2 separate regions of the Mus musculus genome follow, and region 2 is linked to region 1. Evidence: chromatin loops called from intact Hi-C (ENCODE). Cell type or tissue: heart. All regions are shown on one strand. Links, peaks and the distances in the headings refer to the core of each region. The heading gives the core; the rest is flanking DNA.

Evidence for each region. Peaks named below come from ENCODE experiments on the same cell type or tissue, not always from the same donor. Only the 100,000 strongest peaks of a DNase experiment are listed, where the experiment ranks them.
Region 2: a loop joins it to region 1, with 2.0 times the contacts of the local background. A loop is called at or near these places in 4 of 42 quality-filtered maps.

The regions. Positions count from the first base shown.
Region 1 is chr3:41,280,295-41,289,710 of GRCm38, reverse strand. No RefSeq gene overlaps it. Among named protein-coding and RNA genes, the nearest start is that of 1700052H01Rik, 71 kb to the left of the region's middle. In heart, for the core only: no CTCF peak of the experiment used is centred there; a DNase peak (open chromatin) is centred at 4,620.
Region 2 is chr3:41,229,616-41,239,031 of GRCm38, reverse strand. No RefSeq gene overlaps it. Among named protein-coding and RNA genes, the nearest start is that of Gm40038, 61 kb to the right of the region's middle. In heart, for the core only: no CTCF peak of the experiment used is centred there; a DNase peak (open chromatin) is centred at 3,821.

The DNA.
Region 1 (9,416 bases), core at 3,314-5,813:
TGAATTCTTTTTATTTTTAGGTTGGGAGCTCCTGCAGTAGTTGTTTATCTTAGAGATAAGCTTTGGCCTCATAGTTTACATTTACCTAGACTGCATGGGTAGTTTTAATTATTACATTAATAGAGCTGTTGGTGAATTCATGATATTCAAGTTAAAATCCAGCATGCCCATTGACAGCAAAACCAAGCTGAAGGCAGTGGCTGTGAACCACTTAGCTACAGAGGCCTTCTTAAATCATGAATAGAGGCTGTTGTTTGTGGCTCACTCTTTGCTTCTGGGCGGATACTCATAGTTAAATCCACCTGTGATTCAGTTATTCGTTTATTTTTGAGTCAGGCTCTCATATGCCCACACTGGATTAGAATTCATTCTGTAATCAAAGATGCTAGTGATCTCCTGCCATCACCACTCAAGTGTTAGGATTCCGGGCATGTACCTCCACACCTGCATTATCCACCTATATATTTATTTTATTACTTTTAATTATGTGTGTGTTGTGTACTTGTTATGTGGGTATGCATTGGTGAGTGCAGGTGCCTAAGGAGGTCAAAAGAGGACAGCATATCCCATCCCCCACCCCCCACCCCCCACCCCTGGAGCTAGAGTAACAGGCAGCTGTGAACCACCTGACACGGGTACTGGGAATTGAACTCAAGTCTTTGGGAAGAGCAATATGACGAGCCACAGTTCCCTCTCTGTAATTTTCAAGCAAAGCAGAGTCCGCAGCTGTTGGTCATGAGGCCATGAGTAGATGCCAGGCAGGCCTTGCTATTATGTTGCTTGCATTCCACTCTGACATCATCTTGGTCCAAACTCTGATTCACCATTCCCTCATGGAACAATCAAGACCATCAGTTAGCAATCACCTTTCTCTTCCAACAGAAGAGAAACTCATGAACTCTGGGGTCAGTCTTCACCAAGGCCATGTGGTAACCCGTATATTCTACCAAGATTTAGACTATGGGGGAGTAAACAAAGGTACACACGAGCCAAATGGACATAACATGAAGCCCGGAGAAACAAATGTATGTATGTACACGATGTATTTGGTTCTCTCTCCCTCTACCCTGACCAGCAACTGGCAGAGACTAGGAATAAGAATTAAATGGAAGTGATGGTGACCCAGAGAAGACGAGGAGAACATGGAGCAGAGGAGCCAGAACTGACCGTATGAGCCTAGTTCTTCTGTACTGTAAGAAGGTAGCTAAAGCCAGTGGAAGTCAATATTCAATACAAGTTTAAATAAGCCCACAACACCAAAGCAAAGCCTACATTATCAAGCTTCTAACTTTCAATGATTTGGGGGAACATTTATCAAGCATCCACTAAGCCCTGTCTAGATACTAGGCACATCCCAATGAACAAAACAAAGCCCATACCATCATAAAGCTTCCATTCTTACATGACTCAACCTAAGCACTGGACTCTTGGAGGACAGCCAACCTTCACAAGACAAGGCAAGATTCCCCATGACACCAAGGACTCCAGTCATAATCCACAATATATCGGCATCCACTTTCTCCATTTCAGCAGTGAAGAATGTCTGCTGCTTCTGCTGAGGAGCAGAGTTCAGTTCCCGGAACCCACGTCAGGTAGCCACAGCTGCCTGTAACTCCAGCGCCAAGGGGATCTGACACCTCAGGCCTCTGCAGGAGCTGCATTTATTTACACACACACACACACACACACACACACACACACACACACACCACTTTAAAATAATAGAAAGAAATCATTTTTAAAAAATTCTTAGCTTCTTGATAACCCCAAATAGTTCAATGTTGATGCAAGAACAAAGGGTCCTGTTTCTTCCACTCTAAAACTACGAAGCCAGACCCAAACTCCTCAGGCACTGTGTTCCCTGTCTTGTCTGTCTTGCCCCTCTGCATGGAAATCAAAGAGGAGGCAAGAGGTCTATTGCTCTGTATATCCAACCACAGCACGGCAGGTGCTGAAGTCGAAACCAGAACCTTAAACATCTGGGAAAGCCTTGCTCTCCCAGAGGCTGCATCTTTGAACATGGGCTTACTCGTTGCATCTGATACGTTACCAGGAATTGCCAGTTTTCTCTGATATCAGCCTGCTTTTTGCTACTCCCCTTTCATCAGTACACTTCAACAGCCAGAAGCAGCAAGCTTCACCATGCCGCCAAGCCTCTGTACATGCTCTCCCCTCACATCACAGTTGCTTCACACACCTATGGATCCCAAATAGGACTTAAAATTCTTCCTGGTTTAGGTTCTTTGATTGTGCTAATGGCCCCAGCACATCGCTTTTCGCCAAGTACCTTGGCATGTCTTCTGCTCCACCCAATTCTGTCTCCAGCTTGTCACCTTGCTTTGGCTGTGGGTTATTAACAGATAGAATTGAACAGGAGCTTCTAATGCTGCTTGCACAATGCTGCTTGCACATGTGTGCCTCTGCCATGACAAGAACATTTGCGGGCTAGCCTGATGATGGAGTTGGAAGCAGAGGTCACTGATCACAGACATTCCAGCCAAGCCTATGCTAGGTCAGCTAACGGTGAACCAGTCCACAGTCCTGAGTGTGTACCCTGTCAGAATGAACAGAGCTGCCTGGCTAACTCACAGCCCAAAGCAGCTACACCCATCCCTGCGTAGACTCAGAACAAGGGTTCAAGCTAGGCTGGACATGGTGACACAAACCTGTAATCTGAGCACTTAAGAGATGTTGTCAAGAGAATTGCTGAGAATTCAAAGCCAGCATAAGCTACATAGCAAGACCTCGACCCCAAAACAATAAAGAAACAACGCAAACTTAGAAAAGGGCTAACAGGATAGCCCAACAAGTGAGCAGGGTATGTGCTGTTAAACCTGTCAACTTGGGTTTAATCCCCAGAGTCCATAAGGTGGACTCTGACTTCCATACAGTCACCATGTACACAAACAACCACAAACCAAATAAATGTATTAATTAAAAAAAAACATAAAAATATAGTATTTCATAATACATGAACCCAAGCAATGTTCAAATTCTGCTATCCATATATATTGTTTTACTGAAACATAGACATGTTTATTTATTTATATAATGTCTGGGGAGTCTTTTGTGCTTCAGAGAAAGAGTCTGGAGAGGACCTGAGATGACTTCGTGAGTGACTGAATGGTTACTTGTTTTAGCCACTGACAATCGGTGACAATTAGTGACACAGCATTCCTGTAGGGAAATTCGCTGACACTTCTCATTTGAGAGCTCAATTCCCCTGGAGAAAGTATTGGGGGAGCATCCGGAATGAGGTCAGGCCGAAGCTAGCCTGCTCTACTTCTCCACTCCAGGCATGGGCCTTGAGCTGGGTCAGTGGCTGGGCCACAGGCTGGAATGGCAGACACTGGTACGCCAATAGTATTGTATCCTTTGGTAGTTCCCATGTGGAGAGCAGACAACATGAGCTGCTCTGCTACAGCGACTCTGTAACACCTATTTTTGATGAGTTTCATCCACCCCCAAATGCGTACTCAGAGGCCAGTTTGCATTGGAGCAGAGATAGAAAAAGGGCTTCTGAAAGATAAAACCCAGACAGTATTTACCTAGATTAATTTGGTTATGTTTACACAGCGAGGCTAAAATTTAATTCCCACCCTGGAGTCTACTGGTAGAAACGCAGCAGGATCATGGTATCAGTTAATAAAGAAAAAAATAAGCTACGTTTTCTTATCACCTGTGAATATGCTGAGAGTCAATTTTGCAAATGTGATAAGAACTTTTATAGAAAGAATAAATGGGGGCCTGGGGAGGTGATAGCTCAGTGGTTAAAACACTTACCACACAAATATGATGTGTGGAGTTCAGCTCCCCAGAACCCACATAAATGTCAGGTGGAAGTAGCAGCCAACCTTTAATTCCAGCTCGGGAAGGCAGAAATGGGGTCCCCTGAGCAAGCCGGCTAGGGAGCCTAGCCCTAATGCTGAGTTCTCTGTTTGATTGACAGACCCCTATGCAAAGTATAAAATGGAAGAGTATATGGGAATGACAACTGACCTCAACCCCCACATGCACTTGAACATGCACACGGACACAGGCATACAAACACGCATACATATGCATGCAGAGCACACATGCATAATTGAAATGGATAAGGAAGACAGCATAAACAGATGAATTACCACACAAACAGGAAATTCCCCCACCGCACAGCTGTGCTCTCTTCCCACCATTTTTTTTGGCACTGTGTCCAGCCAAGGTATTAATCCAGAATGAACTCCTCATCTCAAAATGACTTCGAAGGCCAAGGCCAAGAAGCAAGATGTAGAGCCAGGCCCCTCACGCAGGAACTCCTGAACAACCCCCTCTTCCCCTGCTCCCTTGGCTCTGGAGTGCAATAGGTGGTCTCAAAGCCTTGGATAAATGCACACAGAGCACGCTGGCATCCTCTTAGACTGACAAGCTCGCATCTTTCCAGAGATGCTGGCCTTAAATCTGTACTGAAAATCCTCTGAGATCATGTCGAGGCGATGTTTTCCCCGAGCTGGGAGAAGTTCAGACTCTCACATCTGGAATTTGACCTTTGTGCATGTTGTCATTTCACCCACCACAGGAAACCTTTCTGGGCTGGGCTGAAATATGTAAGCGTTCAGCACTGTGGCTGGTAGCAATCCCACCCAGCTGTGTGGAACGGGAAGCAACAGGGCAATTAATATTCTGTGAAGACGTCAGGGACCAGACGAAAGCCGGCCATTTATCATGGCTGACTCATCGTTCGAAGAGCAAACACATCATTGTCTGTGGGCTTCTGCTGACTCACTTGCTAGCTCCGAGAGACGTGCACCTAGATGGAGCTGCGAGCTACCCAGCCTGCTTTTGGAGGACATTGCCCTTTTGAATCAGCCACATTGAGTTCAGTCTCTGGAAAAGTTGCTGTGAATCTTCTACAGAGGATTTTCAAATGCATGATGAATTGTTCCTGAAAGAGAGGACTGGCCTTTCTTGTGTCATTTTATGTAAACGAACCAGGAAAAGCCACATGTGTGAAATATTAAAAGAACCATGGGATGATGGTGGGCTAGAGATGCTTCACAGGCTATGAGTCCTTGCTGCTTTAGCAGAGCACCTGGGGACAGATCCCAGCACCCACAAGGCATCTTACAACCATCTTTAAGTCCAGTTTCAGGGATCTGACCCTCTTTTCTGGCCAAGAATGGTCCCAGGCACGCATGTGGTACATATTCATACATGCAATCAAATTTTCATGCACATAAAACAATACAAATACAAATCTAAAAAAAAAAAAAAAAAAAGGAGCCAAGCCATGGGTGCAGGGACAGAAGCTCAATGAGTACAAGGCTTGCCTTGCATGGTGACTGTCAGCCAGATACAACCTACCTGGAAAAAGACTCAACTAGGAACCATCTAGAACAGGTTGGCCTGTATGCCTGTGTGTGGGAGATAATCTTGATTGCTGTAATTGATGTGTGAAGACTCAATCTGAAAGTGGGCAGCACCATTCCTTGGTTTGAGGTCCGGGATTATAGAAAAGTAGAGAGAGCTAGGTGAGTATTAAGTACACACACACATTAATTTCTCTCTGCTCTTGACTGTGGGTAGGATGTGACCAGTTGGTTTAAGGTCCTGCAGCCTTTATGTCCCTGCTATGATGGATGTAACCTGGACTCTTAAGTTACAATGAGCCCCTCTCTCCTAAACTGCTTTTGGTCAGGGTGTTTTGTCTCAGCCACGGACGTGAAACTAAGGATGCGTTAAGCCTGGTGGCCTGAGCTCCATCTCCCACTGAAGAAGGGGAGGAGAAGGGAGAAGAAGCATGGTGACTTGAGTTCCATTGCCCACCAAAGGTGGGGGGGGGAGAAGGGACAGGAAGCGCAGGCCAGGTGTGGTGGTGGCATGTGTTTAGAATCCCACTCTACGGAGCGGAAGACAGGAATCTCTAGGGCTGGCAATATGGCCAGCAAGACGAGCCTATTCAGAAAGTTCTGGGCCAATGAGAAACCCTGCCTAAAAAAAAAAAAAGAAAACAAAAATGGAATTGGGGCAGCCCCTGAGGAGTAACAACTGTGGTTGGCCTCTCTCTTCTACATGTGCATATGTGCACCTGCATACACGGTAACCAGGGAACTTTTGAGTGAGAAAGGAGGCATGGTCATCATGTTAGGAGTGTTCTCCTATTAGAGAACAAGGGTGTGTGATGGTGGATGAGAGGTTTGAGTCAGGCAACCTGAAGCTATGTCCCATCTCAGCTGCCGGTGGCTAAGGAATAACAGCGGAATGTAGCTATTGAGTGACTGACAGACATAGGCCAATCACTCAGGCTGTCTAAGCTTAGATTTCATTATCTGTAAAATGGGGCATAGTTATGCTCTCCACCTTGCTGAGCTGTCAGGAAAGAGGGATTAAAACAAACGAACTAAAAGGAGAACGCAGAGCTTGGTCTGAAGGGCTCAATAAATAGTAGGTATTACTAAGGCCAGCGAGGCACTCCACTGAAACCTCTATCTTCTCCGCGTGGTTGGCATTGGATTAGTGAGGTGGGGCGAGGGAGATGGAGGAGGAATGGATGCCTGGGGGAATCCTGGGTCCTGAGCATCATGAGGAGCAGTGTCTTTGTGCCCAGAACAAGAAGGACACATCCTGTTGAGGCCTTGGATATTCATTTACAAACAACAGCAGTAAACAACCCTTTGATGGTAAGCCTTTGAAGACTGCTCAGACCTCCCTTTAAGGACCTCGTTTAAGTGTGCACACAAAGCAATACAGTCCAGTTTTTTTTTTTTTTAAATTAAAAGGCTGGCTTATAATGACATACAGAAACTGATACTTACATGGCTCTGTTAAGTGCACTCCTTTTAAACTGCTAATTCTTACTCGGCAGAAAGTGGTCCTTATGTCAAAGTCCTTAAGAGGTCCAACAGCTTGTATAACCAGTGAGCCTCATGGTTAGTTAGCAGCTCTCGGTACTTGGATTCCCAGTGATAAACAAAAGAATTCCGAAGGCCACGATCCATAAACTCTCCATAGAAACATATGGAGCTGCTTAAGGAGGTTGGCTGGGAGCTGTTGTTTTGAAAACAAGTATCCGCAGCCAGAGTCTCTACTGAGTGCTATTTATCGAATGGTTGGAGAAGGGCAAGACCCCACGGATCCTGCAGGGCTGCTTGCCAGAAATCCCAAACATTCTGCAGAGAGCCTTGAAGCCTCCCAGTACTGTGTGCAGAATGCAAGATGCAGTCTGCATGCTTGTATTCATTCTACCCAAGGCATGGGGGCTATGCAGGCAGGAACTCTCTGATACCTCTGACTCTCTCACTTAGAGCTCTCTGCCCACAACCCTCCAGCGAGATTCCATGGACCACTGTCTTTTGTACTTCAGCAATCCATCGGAAATCAAGTTATGTGATAGATAACTCCAACCCAGTCTCCAACTGCTCACATGTTGTAGCTAACTCATCAGGAACGGCTTACTTAGTAAGTGCTTGTCTTTGTTGTTGCAGTAATAAAATCTAATTATAAATTCAGATTAGAGATGAGTAAATTGATTAGGTTCTGGCTCCCCTGCTTATTTTGAACAAGAAGCACAGGTGTGACTAGAACTCAGATCTAATGCTGCTATGACCAGCTCTTTCACAAAAACGTCTTGGAAAACTGTGCTTTGGCTGTTCTCTGATGGCTGGTGCATGGCCCCTAAGATACAGAAGATGGACTTGTTAGCCACCACACTCCAAACCTTGGACATCACAGAAGGCTTGGCTTTTGAGTGCTGTTTAGGGATCAAGAGAGAATTTCCTTATTTTCATATCTCCTTAGTCCCAGAACAACATAAAAGTGCCTTTCTCTAAAAACTAGTTGTTGTTTTTTTTTACCCCATATAGTCAAAATATTATTCAAGATTTTCTGATTTAGTAAAATGGCAGACTAAAGTTGGATACAAATTATAAATGTTTCATAGTTTTTAATGAGATAATTTGTGATTACCAGGGAAACTAAAGCAAAAACCAAGTAATCTACTCCACATTCATTTGTTTATTTATTGATTTATTTCACATAAATTTTATTTTAAAATGTTAATGAATGCAGAAAAATATGAAAATGGTTCATATTAATGAGAGAATATAGGGATGCTTCGCGGCTAATCCTTCAGAAAGAAATGTCTCGAAACAAAGAGGTATTTTAACACAGAACAGCTTCCATGTGTGACTCACGATGACACTCACATTAGCACTGTGGTATGGTGGCAGACACTGTTCTATATGCTCATGTGGACACATGAAGTGAGCATTGCATCCCAGGCACCAGAAACATGGAGCTGAGAACGTTGCATAGAACCTAAGATTCCCCCAGACCTCATGTTAACAGAGTAATCTAGATAACCATTTATCTCTTCATATAGGAAGATGGCAAGGTTAAGGGCATCAAATTATTTGTTGTGACATTTTCATGTGTGCATCATTGTATTTGTACCTCCCACCATCCCCCATCTGTTATCTTCCTTGTGGAAGTTCTTCCTACCTTCAAATCGTCCCCCTCAGCCTTCATGACATATATATTCTATTATGCTCTTGTTCGCTTTTCCTCTCCCATTAGACTTCTTCCCTTTTCTAGACAGACAGATTTCCCCATGTGATAAAGAGCATGCATATTTGTCTGAGTCTAGAGAATTTTCTTGAACATAACAGTGTTTAGAGTTCCATGCATTTTCCCGCAAATGTCTTATTTTATGGTTAGAATTGTATAGAATTCCACTGTGTATATGAACCACATTTTATCTACTCACCTATTGATGGACATCTAGGCTGGCTCGCTTCCTGACTTTTGTGAATACATCAGCTATTAACATAGATGTGCAAATTTCTTTGTTGACTGTTGACTCAGAGTCCTTTGGGCATATCCTGGACAGTTGTATACATGGGTCACATGGTAGTACCATTTTAAGTCTTTTGTGGAACCTCTAGGCTAATGTCCATAGTCACATACTCAGGTAATAAATATACTTAACCAGATGAGGCTTGTGAGAGAGGTAAGCTTGTCTTATGGACAGGGTAGCCAGCCCTTTTCCCCCAGAGTCTCCTGACTTTGCTTTTGGATGAGGCACCAGCTTCCCCTTTGTACCTGAGTGTCATGTGACTATGGCTGTCTTGGCTTTATTCTTTTCTTTCTTTTTTTTTAAATTAGGTATTTTCCTCGTTTACATTTTCAATGCTATCCCAAAGGTCCCCCATACCCACCCCCCCCCAATCCCATACCCACCCACTCCCCCTTTTTGGTCCTGGTGTTCCCCTGTACTGGGGCATATAAAGTTTGCAAGTCCAATGGGCCTCTCTTTGCAGTGATGGCCGACTAGGCCATCTTTTGATACATATGCAGCTAGAGTCAAGAGCTCCGGGGTACTGGTTAGTTCATAATGTTGTTCCACCTATAGGGTTGCAGATCCCTTTAGCTCCTTGGGTAAT
Region 2 (9,416 bases), core at 2,409-4,908, 50 kb after region 1:
ACTTGCCCGTGGCCATTTGATAATGCCTGGATGAATGCAAGGAAGGACATGAGAACACAGGCACACCAAAGAATGGCCAATATAAAGGTCGTATGAGGCAGAAACACACCAGCATTGACACCACACTGAACCTGGGTTTCCAGGATGACTACTGAATTAACAAGCCGTGTTCCTTTCCCTGGTGATCCAGCCTTGAGTTTGGGATCCTCCTGCCCCAGCCTCCCAAGCTGGACTCTGATTTAGTGAAAGCTACCCTGGAGGGCAACTCCCAAATCCACAGGGCAGGCTGGTTTGTGTTACGATAGCAGTCTACATTGCACACCAGGCCATTGCAGGACAGCTGTTTCTCCCCCCCACCCCCACCCCAAGCCTGCGCTACAGCTCACCTCCCTGCAACCACTTCTCCACAAACTGCCCACCATGTCCTGCAGAGCTGGTGACGAGAGCTCCGCTGTCCTCTCTCACTTTATAGTCCTCTCAGCACAAATAACTGCTGATGTTCCCCTCAGGCAGCAGCACGTAGCTGTCCTTGAATAACAGGTAGGAAAAAACACCTGCCTCGGAACCGCACGGCATGGCAGCTACCGACAGCTCATCGCCCTGACATTTTCATTAGAAGCGGTGACACAATTCTCTTCCCAAAGCCGTGTTAGTAATTTACACCACTTTGCTCACAGGGGATTAATGGGACTTATATGTAAGAGCCTCGGCCCTGGGTCCTGCACAAGTTTCCATCCTGGTCTGGGTGACTCGTGGGTTTCAGCCATGTCAGCGTCACATAAGTCACAGAGGAATCAACCAGCCCATACACCCCAACATGTGTGTGCCTGCCAGGATCCACAGGGGGCACTTTATAGAGTATATAAATGGACTTTAATATCGCAGGGTACCTTTTGGGATGCATATCTAATTTGCTAGGCCATGAAGAGCTGACTAACCACTCCATGCTTCTTTAAAGGCTCTGTGCCTGCTGCCCTGGGACACAGGGGCTTCCACTGCCCCCCCCCCTTCCCTGACAGCCACAGAGACTCAGTTTGAAGTTCTTCTTCAGCTCTTCAAAAGCCACGGGAGATTTGTGCTGTTCTGGACTTTTGTCTTCTTCACTGAAGTAACTGTTTTTCTCTGTGTGGCTTTTTCCTGGAGAGACATGAACAAATGTCTATTATTTTCCAAGGTCAAAAATATTCTTCAGTGATGTGCATGTCTTTCCCTTTGTACAGGTGGCTATTGGCTCAGATGCATGGCTCTGTGTTTGCTTTTTTTCAAAGGTTCATTTATATATGCATGTGTGTATTTTTACCACACCTGTGCTCTGTGTGTGTGTGTGAGTGTGTGTGTGTGTGTGTGTGAGTGTGTGTGAGTGTGTGTGTGAGTGTGTGTATGTGTGTGTGTGAGTGTGTGTGTGTGAGTGTGTGTGTGTGAGTGTGTGTGTGTGTGTGAGTGTGTATGTGTGTGAGTGTGTGTGTGTGTGTGTGTGTGTGTGTGTGTGTGTGCTTGTAGAGGGCAGAGAGGCTTTGGGATCCCCAGGAGCTGGAGTTACAGGTAGTTGTGAGATGCCAGATATGGATGCTGGGGACTCCACAACATTTGCTAACATTATATATTATAGACACATATCACCACACCCAGATCAGACTACAGTCTTAGTCAAACACATGATCTGACTTTTATCCCAATGCCAGACCTTATCTACCTTTTATATTACGGTAATTTGTTTCTTTAAAATTTATTAATTCTGCAATTTAATTTCTATCTCTCTCTGTCTTTTTTTTTCTTCTTAATACTGAGAATTGAACTCAGGACTTTGTATATGATGAGCATGTGCTCTGTCACTAGATACAACCCCACCCCTTACTTCCACTTGAACACCACACACACACACACACACACATACACACACACACAGACACACATGCACACAGATGCACATACACATAGGCACATAGAGAGAAACACACAGAGAAACATACTCACATGTGCACACACACACAGATAAATGCACTCAAACACACACACACAAACACACACAGAGAGATAAATGCACACAAACACACACACACAAGCACAGAGAATCTAAAGTTCTAAAACTTAAGCAAGCCCCTAAAGCTCATTAGCTCCCTGTTTTTACGAGGGTACATTATGGACTCACAAAAATTATAACAAAATATTTTCAAAAAGAGGAACTCAATATTGACCATATATATAAAAGATTCTAATCTTCTGCCTTCCATATAAAGTTAATGTCAGAAAGACCTTCCCTCTCCTCTGCGATTTCTTCCTATCTCTAGCTCTCCCTCTCCCAAAGAATCTCTGCCCCTCCGTCTCAAGCAACATAAGCAGACACAGATGTCATGGTGGCTCAGTTTTTCCTCAGAGTTGCTCTGCTCTAAGTGTGGCTCTCAGACTGAATGATACGGAGCTCTGAGGGCTTAAACCTGCTCAGAAAGCCCAAGGGAAAAGCCAGAAGGAGAAACAGTTCTCGGTACCTTTAGAGTTAAAGAAAGACAGACAACTGACGGTTCTTATAGACCCCTTTCTCCATGCTTTCCCAGAACCAATTCTGTTTGGATTTTGCTCTTGTTTTTGTTTTGTTTTGTTTCAAACACAGAACCAGCCACAAAATAGCCAAAGCCTGTGGCACAAAGACAAGTAGAGCTGAGAACATGGTTCAGCTGATCAAGAGCTTGCTCTACAAGGATGAGTTTGGATCCCCAGAACCCATATATAGGCAAGACAGCCAGCCACCTGTAATCCCAGCCCATGGGAGACAGAAGGAAATCCCCAGGGCACGCTAGGTAGAAAAACTAGTCAAAATGGCAAGCTTTGTGTTCAGAAAGAACTTTTACCTTAATGTTTAAACTGAAGAACAATTAAAGAGGGTGGGCACTCAACATCAGCCACTGGCCCCTACAGGCACACACACAGAGAACCCACACATGCGAGCATGAACATACATACCATGCATATATGCAGAGAGGAGAGGAGATGCATCACCTGCAGAGGTATTGAAGTGACAGTGTTTGCACAGAGGCCAGCAGTAATTAGGACTGACCTTGAAGGTGACCTTGAGAATAGAGGTGAAAACCTAAAGTGAAGCCATAAAAACATAGGCTGGGTGAAATTAATAAGACTATAAGTCTAGATGGATCAGCAAAGGCAGGGACATAAGATGGCACAATACCCTGAGTGCTAACTACATCTGCATGAGTCATCTGGGAGCTTAGCTCTAGTTGAGTTACTCAAATGAGGAAAAGCCTCAGACTTGACTCTGTGTGAGCCTGCTGTGCACATAGTTAAGTCTCATTCCCAGTCAAGGGCTGCAGCAGCTTCACACCAATGTATCAAGCTTCAATTGTTGCATTCATTCGGTCACCTTCTATAGAGCAACTACTCTGCACTGTGCTAAATCGGAGAACAAAAAATGGGCTGAAGGTCTACTGGATGTAACTTTGAGGCAGGACACTTCTCTTCCTATGGAATCCCCTTTGTAGACAGAGCGCCCATGGCATGCTGGAGTGTGCTTGGCTTTGTAGACTCCTGTCAGGTTACTTCTGTTTATCCTTCGATCAGACCTGCAGATATATTGATGTGGGGGTATCTGCATACAGTGCTGAAGTCCTAGGAGCACAGAGCAGAGGTGTTTTTAAAAAGAGTTGTGAACCTGTTGCAAATTCCTGTAGGAGTGCTTGCATTTCAAGTTGTAGGAGCAGGGAGAAGAGCCAGAGGCGGCTAAAGCACAGAAGAAGAGCAAGAGGAGAAAGTTGCATGATCCCGAACCGGAAGGAACTAGCCTCTCAAGACTAGGAACGTGTGGGTGGGGCTTGCGTGGCAGCTGCTGAGTGAAGACTACAAAAGGCATGGTGCAGCCAGGCATGCGTGCTGATAGCTGGCCCAGGACAGAGGGTCAACGGGAAAAGGGTAGAGGATGCCTACAGAGCTGCAGGGGCTCTGTGACCGTACAGAATGGCACGGGACTCCTGGGTAGGAGAGGGAGAGTTGGCTTTGGGGCTAAGGATGAAGATCTTTCTTCTAGAGAGAAAAGCTGGCTGACCTGGGGTCAGGAGGCTATGGGAGCCAATAAGGTTCTACAGTCACACAATGACGTGCTTGAACCTTGCTCTGATGCTTACCATCTATGACAGCAAGTCCTTGGAGCCTTCCTTTCTTTATCTACCAAGTTTCTTTCTTAGAAGATGCAAAAGGATATTCTGTGGAAAGTATGTGCAACCTCGCTCCCTTTGCCTTAGCAATCCTACATTCGATACCCCTGCCTTTGCTTATTGCAGGTCCCTATAACATACTCTTTAAGGGAGCCTGAAGGGGGCTACCACACTGAGCTCTAGGCTTCATTTAAGCATCTATTGGTCCCAAACTGCTCCCATGGAGATCCTAAATCAATCAAGGCAGGGCTAAGGAGAAGCATCAGCTTGCTGGTTCTCTGCAGTAGACTTTCCGTTTCAAGTAGGGCACCCCCAGCATAACTGCAGTCACACCTAGGACCTAGACTGGGAATAGCTAGTGTCCTGAATCAGGCTATTCTGCTTCCTCCCTCCCCTCCCTGACAAGCTTCAGAGGAAACGCCACTGGGGGAGGTTCTCTGTCTTTGAGCTGAGCTTGCTTCTGCCAGGCCACACCCCTAATTGTCCTGACCAGTCCCTGCTGTGTGCCAGTCCAAGCATAGGATCGCATGGACCCTGGTGCCCAGAAGGGGTGCAGTGCTGTGGGGGCTCTACTCCCCTACCGAGTACCACGCTTGTGACTTGGGGCACTTCTGACTTGGGGCAGCCCTGCTTCCATCTTTAACCTGGGTGCGACCCAGGCGTTTGAAGACTCAGTGCTATGGTGGGATGGTGAGTGTCGCGGAGTTACCACTGGTCCACAGCAGAGGGACAGAGGACTCATTTGCAATGTCTGCCGAGTTTTCAGTGTCAACCTTCCTGCCACTGCCCATTTCAATCTGCCAACATGACACAGGTCAGCTTGAAAAATAACTCAAAATGCAGCAGCCCACCCAGCAAACCACACAACCAATCACCTGGAAGCTTGCAGAGTAGTTTATAAAGCAACTTCAAAGTTCATGACACTTAATAGAGCCCTTGTGTGCCCTACCTGTTTGTAAAGACAGCATCCTACCTCACCTGCACTAGAACACAACAAATGCCAAGGACTCCCAGTCTCACTTGGAGATGGCCGCTGCTCCCATGTGCTCTGAGAGAATGGCATTGGATGGCATCTTGGCATTTTGAAGGAAACAGATACACCCTGACGGGTGAAATCTCAGAGATGCTCGCTGAACAAAAACACTGTCACCGAGTAAGCAAATAGTGACAAGCTTATAAGATGCTGCTGGCAAATCTGGGGCTGTCGGTGCTGAGCAGTTGAGCTGGGCTTGGTGGGAGCGGCTGGTTAGCCATTTGTCAGGCAAAGTCAGAACAGCCCTCCAGCTATAGCACAGAAGGCAGGGCGAAGCTCGTCAGCATTTTCCTTATGACTCTTAATTAGCAAGCAGAAAAGGAGGGAAGACGTTCTCAGCTTGGGGTACACAGACTTGCCCAGACACTGTCTTTGTTGAGAGCACTCAAGTCCCCACAGCTGAGAGCCAACTATGGGAGCTGCATTTTATCAACAGCAACAGGAAGCTTCATTCTGGGGATGAGTGTGTTTACCTTAACTTTGCCGGTGTTGGTTCAGAGAGGCAAGCTGGCTCTTCCAAGGTAGCACGACTGGACTTGAACCACTGTTCAGACCTTAAAGCCAAGGCCTTCAATCAGTCCATTGCTGATGCCTAGCTGGGGAATCATAATGATGGGCCACTGGCTTGGGTTAGAGGGACATTTCCTTGCCAATGTCCTTATACTTAAGAGTGAGTTTCCAGGGCCTGGGGAGAAGGTTTACTGGATAAAGGGCTGGCTGTGCAGCCACGAGGGTCTGAGTTTGGATCTCCAGCACCCATGTAAAGTAACCTTAGCATGCAGTATTCCTGGGATTCACAGATGAGCCTGTCTGATCAAACTCAAGAGCTACAGACTCAGTAAAAGACCCTGTCCTCAAAAGTAAGATGGAGAGCAACAGAAGACACCCAACACTGACCTCTGTCATGCACCCACCTGCACACATCTGCTTCCTGTGGGTGTTTTTAGGAGAGCTGTGGAGCCAGTGAGGAAAACAGGACTAGATTAGGTATGGTGGGTGGTTCCAGCCTGATTTTCAGAACTTGAGGCCATGCTTTGTGACCAAAGGTCTTGCCAGCCATGGGACAGGGAGTAAAGACTGAATCACCATAGCTGGGCTCTGAAGTGGCACACCGCTCTATAGCAACTGATTCTGTGAGGTTCTGCAAGCGTTAGAAACATGAGCAGGCCCCCACACTAGAAAGACATGTGCCCCCATGTGACAGATGGCATTAGGATGTACTACAACTGGTGACTTTGATCAAGTGGAAAACCTTGACATTTACACAAAAGAATGAGGCCATTTTAATGACATAAATCATCTTTAGGTCGATTTTTGTTTTCAGTCCCTGTGAACCCAAAAGCATAAAGGTCTGTCATTCAAGAAGGGACTGCATAGAGGCAACTTCTGAATCTTCCAAGGAGGTGCAGCAGTTCTGTATATATGTCCACAACCTGATTCTCTTCTTCCCAGGGCTCTACAAACACTTCACTCCTCTACCTTCTTAAGATCAAACTGGCCCATGTCTTAGTTTGGCAAAGGAAATACCAGATGTGATGTGTGTCACTCCTGGAACACAGACCGAGATGGCAAACAATCCACCAATTGGGTCTCAAAGCTGCTCAGCCAAGTAGATGCTCCACGAAGCTTTGGAAGTTGTTGTTATCCCAGTATGACTTCATTTCTCCTCCAGGTAGGGGGAGTCTATTGGAGACGTAACTAAGGGGAGCACAGCATGAGATCAAAGGTTGAACTGTCCTGGCCTCTTCCGAGCCCACAGGCAAATGTCTTGAAGGGTTCTTCCTGAAGTGGGCATGAGATCAGTGTCATCAGACTGGGCATAATAAATCTATACACTTTCAACTGCTCACTGAGAAGGCTCTAAATCACAGGGAACTATGTGAGAAGTCTCCTGAGCTGACATGAAATTGAGATTCATTAGGTGAACACTGTTTGCACAGTGATCATCCACTTCTCTGAGAGGGCCATGTTCCAAGATCACCCCTGGATGACTGATGCTTCAGATGATAGCAGAGCCTTCAGACTCCTCTATGGGCACAGTCTGATAGCACAGTGGCTACCCCACAGTGGGGCGAACAGATCACTTGGCCTAAATGACTCGTGTTCCCGACAGGATGCAATGGTGATACGAGATTCCACAAAGCCACCCAGAGTGGCGTATAACTTCAAATATAAATTATTCATCTCTAGAACTTCCCATATCCCTGATCGTGGCTGACTGAGAAGCTACTGGGAGTGAAACAATGAGCAAGTGGAAGACCCTTGAGTTAGACATGCCAGGAAGAGAGAAGAGGCTAGAACACTCTATTTCTTTCTATCATAGAACTCATAATCCACCTATTCCATTCAAACTTTCAACTGGAGACAACAGGTAATAAAAATCTTTAGACAATGATCCGTGTAATACTGCAAAGCAACAGGATGGGTGACCAAATTCACTGTCCACAGAAGGTTCTGCAGGTGTACTTGGCGACTTTTGTCACCTCTGAAGACCTAACCACAATCTGTGCTCATGTCACAGACCATATGTTCCTGTTGGCATCTATGGCTGACACTGGCTCTGAATGAAGGAATAGAGGCGGGGTGTTCAGATTCTCAAGACAAGTAGCTGAGGAGAAGAGAGCACTTCCCAGTCCTGGGGTGCAAGTGGAAAAGACCAAACACTAACACTCTGTCTGTGGGGCCTGCCTTGCTTTGCCAGAGTCCCTCGGCATGACAAGGAGATGCCTGGAGGAAAGCAGAGCAGGGCCATGAGGCCATAGCATCTCTCTGGCCTGTGTCTACCATGAACTGTGTGCCCCTGCTCCAGATGGCTTGGCTCTACCAGCCAGGGCTGTGGCCAACTCACTGGGCAACAACCAATGCACTGATTGCCATATTCACCATGGGCACCGAGCAGTAGTATTCGACCTGTCTCTTAAACAAAGTATTAAGTGTCACTGAGGAAGATTTGCTTATTACACAGAGACTGGTATCTAATCTCTCCCAACCCAAACAAACACATGTTGTGCAAAGTTACATGCCACCACAGTTAAAACAGAGGTTCTGCACTTCAGCTGTCTGGAATCATTGAAGACTAGATGATTGTGGATGACTGAATTTCCACAAACATGGAGAGTTAAGAGTTCAAGCCTCAGGCCAGGCAGTGGTGGCACATGCCTTTAATCCCAGCACTTGGGAGGCAGAGGCAGGAGTATTCCTGAGTTCGAGGCCAGCGTGGTCTACAAAGTGAGTTCCAGGACAGCCAGGGCTACACAGAGAAACCCTGTCTCAAAAAACCAAAAAAGGAAAAAAAAAAAAAAGTTCAACCCTCTGGGCTGTGCAAAGGTGGTTCAGTGACTAAGAATAGTTGCTGCTCTTGCAGAGGACCAACATTTGGGTCCCAGCATCCACGCAGCAGCTTACAAATACCTGTAACTCCAGTTACAGGGTATCCAATACCCTCTTCTAGCCTCCAAGAGCACATTGATACATGTAATGCACATACAAACAAGCAGGCACACACAGATAGATAGATAGATAGATAGATAGATAGATAGATAGATAGATAGATAGATAGATAGATAGAGATGATAGATAGATAGATAGATAGATAGATAGATAGATAGATAGATAGATAGATAGATAGATAGATAGATAGATATAGATGATAGATAGATAGATAGATAGATAGATAGATAGATAGATAGATAGATAGATAGATAGATAGATAGATAGATGGATGGATGGATGGATGGATGGATGGATGGATGGATGGATGGATGGATAGATAGATAGATAGATAGATAGATAGATAGATAGATAGATAGATAGATAGACAGACAGATATTTAAAGAGTTCAACTGTCCTCAAGTCTGAGAAACCCGTCAGAGAATGATAGCAGGGTGCCCACCATTGCTGAGCCTGGGAGAACATTATCACTCTCAGTAATTTGCCAGTGTCTTCAACATTCCTCCTGAGAAGAAGGGCAGCTCTTTCTGAAGGTGATGATGCTTGGGCAGCATTCCTCTGGTGGCCTGGCTCCAAAGCTCTCTACAGACAGATGTGTAGTGTGCCAGTTCATTCTCCTCTTCCTCCTTGCCCTGACCATCAACTGGAAATCTTGAGTGTGTAGTCATTGAGTAACAGCTTCATAGATCAGACACTGAAACGCTGTATACAGGAAACACAAACCATGTGGCCGTGTTCCTGGACTGAGGACAGATTGTTGAGGTCACAAGGCT